2 separate regions of the Homo sapiens genome follow, and region 2 is linked to region 1. A link is a contact called in ENCODE Hi-C data. All regions are on one chromosome and are shown on one strand. The core of a region is the stretch at or near the end of the contact, and the rest is flanking DNA. Distances in the headings are between cores, read along the strand shown. Region 1 holds the start of ZNF491 (zinc finger protein 491). Region 2 holds the start of ZNF799 (zinc finger protein 799).

Region 1 (2,796 bases), core at 214-2,713:
AGCCTCCAGACTAACTACAGAAGCGGCCATCATACCTGACTAATTTTTTTTTTTTTTAACAGAGTCTCGCTCTGTCGCCAGGCTGGAGTGCAGTGGCACCATCTCGGCTCACGCAACCTCCGCCTCCTGCGTTCAAGCGATTGTCTTGCCTCAGCCTCCCGAGTAGCCGGATTACAGGCACGTGCCACCACGCCCAGCTAATTTTTGTATTTTTGGTAGAGTCGGGGTTTCACCATGTTGGCCAGGATGGTCTCGAATTCCTGACCTCGTCATCCGCCCGCCTCGGCCTCCCAAAGTGCTGGGATTGTAGACGTGAGCCACCGCGCCCGGCCATACCCGACTAATTTTTTAAAATATTTTGTACAGACGGGGTCTCGCCATGTTGTCCACGCTGGCATCACCTTGCCTTACGCTGGAATGTTAAATATACTCTTTTAAATTGGAAAGGAAATGAAACCCAAATGTAAAGAAAAAAAAAAAAAAGCTCTATGGGGGCGGGGGGAGGGGGGCGGGCCAAACTCTGATTAAATTGTTGTGCCTCACAAACTAGCCTTGTATAAAAAACGTTGTAATCCTGTTAAATTTCTTGCCTATATAAGCAAGAACTTAAACTTTTAAATTTGAAACACTGAGCCCATTTCCGTGGATCCTGTGTTTTCCCAAATGGGCCATTCCCAGCTTCTTGCTTGAGTAAACTTTAAAAAACTGGAATCTGATTCTTTTATTTCAGGTTGACAAGTCCACATACGGCGACAGCATCACTGTAACTAATCAAGTATTTAATCCTGTTTGCCTCCTCATGCAACTTATAAAAGCCTTTTCTTCAATCACAAGCCATGACCGGGTGTTTCTCACTCGGAATCGCTGTTGCTCCAACAAACTCTTTAACTGTTAACAGAGCCTCAGTTTAATTTTTAGCAGAAGAAAGGCGGGACACATCCGACCCCCCATGACCCTCCCGTGGCCCCCGCACAATCTGGGAAGACGCCGGGCTGCGGGCGCGGAGCTGCCCAGAGAGGACTCCGGGGCCGGGGCCGCAGTCGCCGCGTAGGGACGGGACAGGACGCCCGGGGTCCCAGCTGCGGGCCCAGCCCCACCTGGCGGCCGAGCGGACCGAGGGCCAAGCCACGCCATGGGGGACGCGGGTCCCAATCGCCGGGGTCGCCCGAGCGGAGGCCTGGGTCCCGCCACAGCAGGATCCTGTTGGTTCCACCCAGCCCCTCTTCCACGTATCTGGACGCTAGGCCGGGCACTTTACCATTTCCCTGCTTCTTGGTGTCCCGGCGTCCTCTTTATGACTCCGGAGCAGGTCACAGCGCAGGTGACAGCGTCACAGGAGCCGTGGCGGAGGCACCTGGGGCCTCTCGGAGCAGCAAGGACTGGATGCAGAACGCAACGGACCCCAGCAACAAAGGAGTGCAGAGACTCTGAGTGCGGCCTTCTGCTTCCCCGGATTGACAGTTGGCAGGGCCCCGTCCCAGGGCCCCTGATTGGATGGGGTTCCAGGCTCCGCCCCTCAGCCCTGAGTGACAGGGTAAGCCCTGGGTAACGGAGCCCTGCAGAGCCCGGCTGATTAATCCTAGCTACAGCCTTTCTAAGGCTAAGCTCACTCCCTGCGCCCTGGTCGTTGGCTATCTGCATTTCAGCCAAACTTGCTACTTATTGTTAGAAGGGGCACTGTTAGCTTCCTCGATCTTTCAGAAATGTGTGCTGGGAATTCCAGACTCGGTGTTCAATGGAGTCATTCCTTTGCCTCATAGCAGGAAGGAAATCCAGGCCAGGCCAGGCCAGGCAAGACTGCACCAGGAGGGAGAGGCAGGTGTCCTCTACAGGGCGGGAATTGGGGATGAGACTTCCTCACACTCCCCCCGTCCCACCCCTGAATATGGAACCGCTTCCTCCCCCTAGACTTCATTTTCACCAGCAGAAGTTCTCACCTGGGGTCAGTTTAAGCTTCTAACCTAAGTAAACTATTACCTTCACAAACCCTTTCTCCAGGTGACATGTCAGACAAATCTTACTGAGCCTGATCTTCACAGATTATCTTTGTATGTACAAATTACAGTCTGTCGCCGGGACCCTTTGCACGTAAAAACCAAACACTGCCCCCGCAAAACGTCCCTAGGCTCTAGGTACAGCCCCAGTAAGGACAGAACCTCCCCCCAACCCCCCTACACAAAGTGCACCTGCACGTGAGTCTCCTGCTTTCCAGGGCTCTGTAGCTTCTCAGGATCCACATTCCTTCCGCAGCTGTTCTGAGCAGCTGGAGGCCACCTGCAGTAGAGGGCAGGCTGCCCGGGAAACACCCAGGGGAGCTCCCTTTCCCTCCCTTTGCCGGCTCCAGACTGGCCTCAGCAGGGTGTCACTGGCCTTAGGCTCTGCTGCCCCCTACAGGTTATTCACTTCATTGATCGGTTACCTGAGACAAACACCCTCAGTTCCACTGTACGTATGTATAAAGTGGGGAAGGAAAATTCTAAGATAATTGAAGTGAATTAAAAGACTTGCAGGCAGGGTGCGGGGGCTCACGCCTATAATCCCAACCCTTTTGGAGGCTGAAGCGGGAGGACTGCTTGAACCCAGGAGTTCATCATCCTGGAAAACGGAGCCACACCTCGTCTGTACTAAAAATTTAAAAATTAGCAGTGCGTGGTGTCCTGAACCTGTAGTCCCAGCTACTCGGGAGGCTGAGGTGGGAAGATCTTGAGCCCAGGAGTTTGAAGCTTCAGTGACCTATGATCTCGCCACTGTGCTTCAGCAAGAGTTGTGATAGTTGTATCAGATAAAATAGACTTT
Region 2 (2,796 bases), core at 122-2,621, 600 kb before region 1:
CATGATAAAAACCCTAAAAAAAAACTGGGTATAGAAGCAGCTACCTTAACATAATAAAAGCCATATATGGCAGACCCACAGCTAGCATGATAATGAATGAGGAAAAACTGAAAGCCTTTCCTGTAAGATCTGGAACACAATAAGAATGCCCACTTTTACCACTGTTGTTCAGCACAGTACTCGAAGTCCCAGCTAGAGCAATAAGTCCAAAAAAAAAAAAAAAAAGAAATAAAGGGCATCTATATTGGGAAGGAAAGGAAGAAGTCAAATTATCCTGGTTTGCATATAATATGATCTTATATCTGGAAATACCTAAAGACTCCACCAAAAAAGTATTAGAACTGAGAAATAAATTCAGTAAAGTTGCAGGATACAATATTAACATACAAAAATCAGTAACATTTTTATATGCCAACAGTGAACAATCTGAAGCTACTTGAGAGGCTGAGGTGGGAGGATTGCTTGAGCTTGGGAGGTAGAGGTTGCAGTGAGCCATGATGGCCCCACTGCACTCCAGCCTAGGCAACAGAGCAAGACCCCATCTCAAACAACCAAAAACGTGTAGAAGGATGGTTACCACAGGCTGGGAAAAGTAGTAGCGAGGAGTAGTTATGGGGGAAGTGGGGATGGTTAATAGGTATAAAAAATAGTTACAAAGAATGAATAAGACCTAGTATTTGCTAGCACAACAGAGTGACTATAGTAAAAAATAATTTAATTGTACATTGAAATATTTTGAAAAATTTCATTGAAAAAGAGTATAATTGGAGCCAGGCGCGATGGCTCACGTCTCTAATCCCAGAACTTTGGGAGGCCAAGGTGGGCGGATCACGAGGTCAGGAGTTCGAGACCAGCCTGGCCAACATGGTGAAACCCGGCCTCTACTAAAACATACAAAAATTAGCCGGGTGTGGTGGCGCGCACCTGTAATCCCAGCTACTCGGGAGGCTGAGGCAGAATTGTTTGAACCCACCTAGGAGGCGGAGGTCGCAGTGAGCCTCGCACCATTGCACTCTAGCCTGAGCCACGGAGCAAGACTCCCTCTCTCTCTCTCTCTCTCTCTCTCTCTCTCGGAAAAAAAAAAAAAAAAAAAAAAAAAAGTATAATTGTTTTGTCAGTCAGTGTACAGGAGGAAGAAGCAGGAGGTCCTATTGAGTACAGGCAGGAAATTCCGCTTAAGTGCAAATATCCCTCGGGAGGATTCAGATCAAAGAGCAGGGAGGAAGCCCGCCCTGCCAAGGGCTGTGTCAGGAACTTGCTCATCTGGCTCCACTCAGCTGTGCAAGATCGCTTCTTCTGTCAATCAGTCCACGAGGGGCGGCACCTGACGCCGTATCCAGTAAGGGCCGTGGGGCGGGTTCGTGGGAACTGTCAATCAGGCGCGCTTCCCAGAGGAGTGTGTGGTTGAAAAAGCCCGCGGCGTCTTCTCCACCCACCTGCGCTGGGCGCTCGGTGCTCGGCTCTGTAGCTAAGAGACGACCTGGAAGTTCCGTGGCAGCCTGTGTCCCGCGGGAACCCGCATTGGCAGCGGGAGCCGTCCGGAGGACCTGGGACACCGCGGAAGTCGGGAAATGGTGCGTGTGCTGGGCCGGCGTCCCGAGGCGGGGGAGGGGCTGGGTGGAACCTGCAGTAATCGGCTGTGGCTGGACCCGGGCCTCCCCAAGGGCTACTCCGGGATCTACGGACCCGGGTTCCCCTGGCGTAGGTCGGCCCTCGGCCGCAGGGTGGGGCTGGGCATGCAGCCGGGACCCCGGGCGTCCTGTCCCGTTCCTGCGCGGCGACTGCGGCCCCGGCGCCCTCTCTGGGCAGCTCCGCGCCCGCAGCCTCGCGTCTCCCGAGATTGTGCGGCTGTAAGCAACACAGGTTCGCGGCCCGACTCACTGCACCGAGACGCTGAGGGCTGCAGCAGAAACAGTTTAATAGCCAGAGAGGGGAGGACACCCCAGATCCGCCTCCCTGAGGGATTTGGGGTCTGGACGGGGGCGGCTGGGTGTAGGGTCGTTGGTTGGTGGGGAAGTGAGGGGTGAATCCTGGGACAGGAGGTGAAGAAACCGCATTCTGCTGAATGGGCTCCCTCGTTGGGACTTCAACCTGATTGGCGCCAGCCTTTGCTGGGATTCAGGATCTGAGAACTCCGGCGACTCTTGAGCAGTTCTCAGAGATCTTATCCCCAGGCACAATGGGGAAGCCGGCGGTCAGCGTCTGCTGTGACCTGACTCTCAGGGAGGCGGCCCCTTGAGGCAGCGGGGCTGAGGGCACCTGGTTAATATCTAACTGCAATCTCGCCTCCAGCCTGGCTCGCAGTTCCTGTGAACCCGGTGAGGAGGCTGCACGGTGACGACGAGTCACCAGGTGGAATCCAGACTCGTGTGTGGGGTTTGTGTGTGGGAGGAGCTGTGGTCTCCGTGGTCCTCAGTCCCTTCTTTCTTTCCAAGGGCGACCGTTTCCCCTCTGAGTCTTCCAAAGATGTGGTTAGCAGGGTCTCAAATCCACCACTGTGTTCTCTCATCCTGACTCCTCCTAGGGCTGGCAGCAAATCTCTTGGTTTCCAGAGACTTCCCCAGGCTAACCTTCTGTCCTTAATTCACAGCAACGGTATGAACTGTTTGGCCCCCAGGCGATATTTCACTAGTTTGTCATCTTGTTTTCAGCTAGCAATGTATGGCTTTTTCTTGAAAGAATTATTTTGGGTTCCTGAACACGGTGGGTCATTCCTGTAATTCCAGCACCTTGGGAGGCTAAGGCAGAGGTATTGCTTAATCTTAGTAGTTCCAGACCAGCCTGGGCAACATGGCA

Evidence for each region. A loop is a pair of places that touch in the nucleus more often than their neighbours do. Pooled maps may share reads with other maps.
Region 2: a pooled map shows a loop between it and region 1 (6-fold over the local background). The contact joins the promoter of ZNF799 here to the promoter of ZNF491 in region 1. A Hi-C loop is called at or near these places in 4 of 50 pooled maps.

Annotation. Positions count from the first base shown.
Region 1 is chr19:11,797,190-11,799,985 of GRCh38, reverse strand. ZNF491 (zinc finger protein 491) reads right to left here and starts at 1,463. Exons shown (of 3, transcript NM_152356.4): 1 at 1,259-1,463. RefSeq lists enhancers at 1,202-1,361, 1,372-1,471, 1,697-2,208 and a silencer at 2,302-2,471.
Region 2 is chr19:12,399,846-12,402,641 of GRCh38, reverse strand. ZNF799 (zinc finger protein 799) reads left to right here and starts at 1,371. Exons shown (of 4, transcript NM_001080821.3): 1 at 1,371-1,574. The coding sequence starts at 1,572. RefSeq lists enhancers at 1,217-1,266, 1,987-2,076 and a silencer at 1,597-1,756.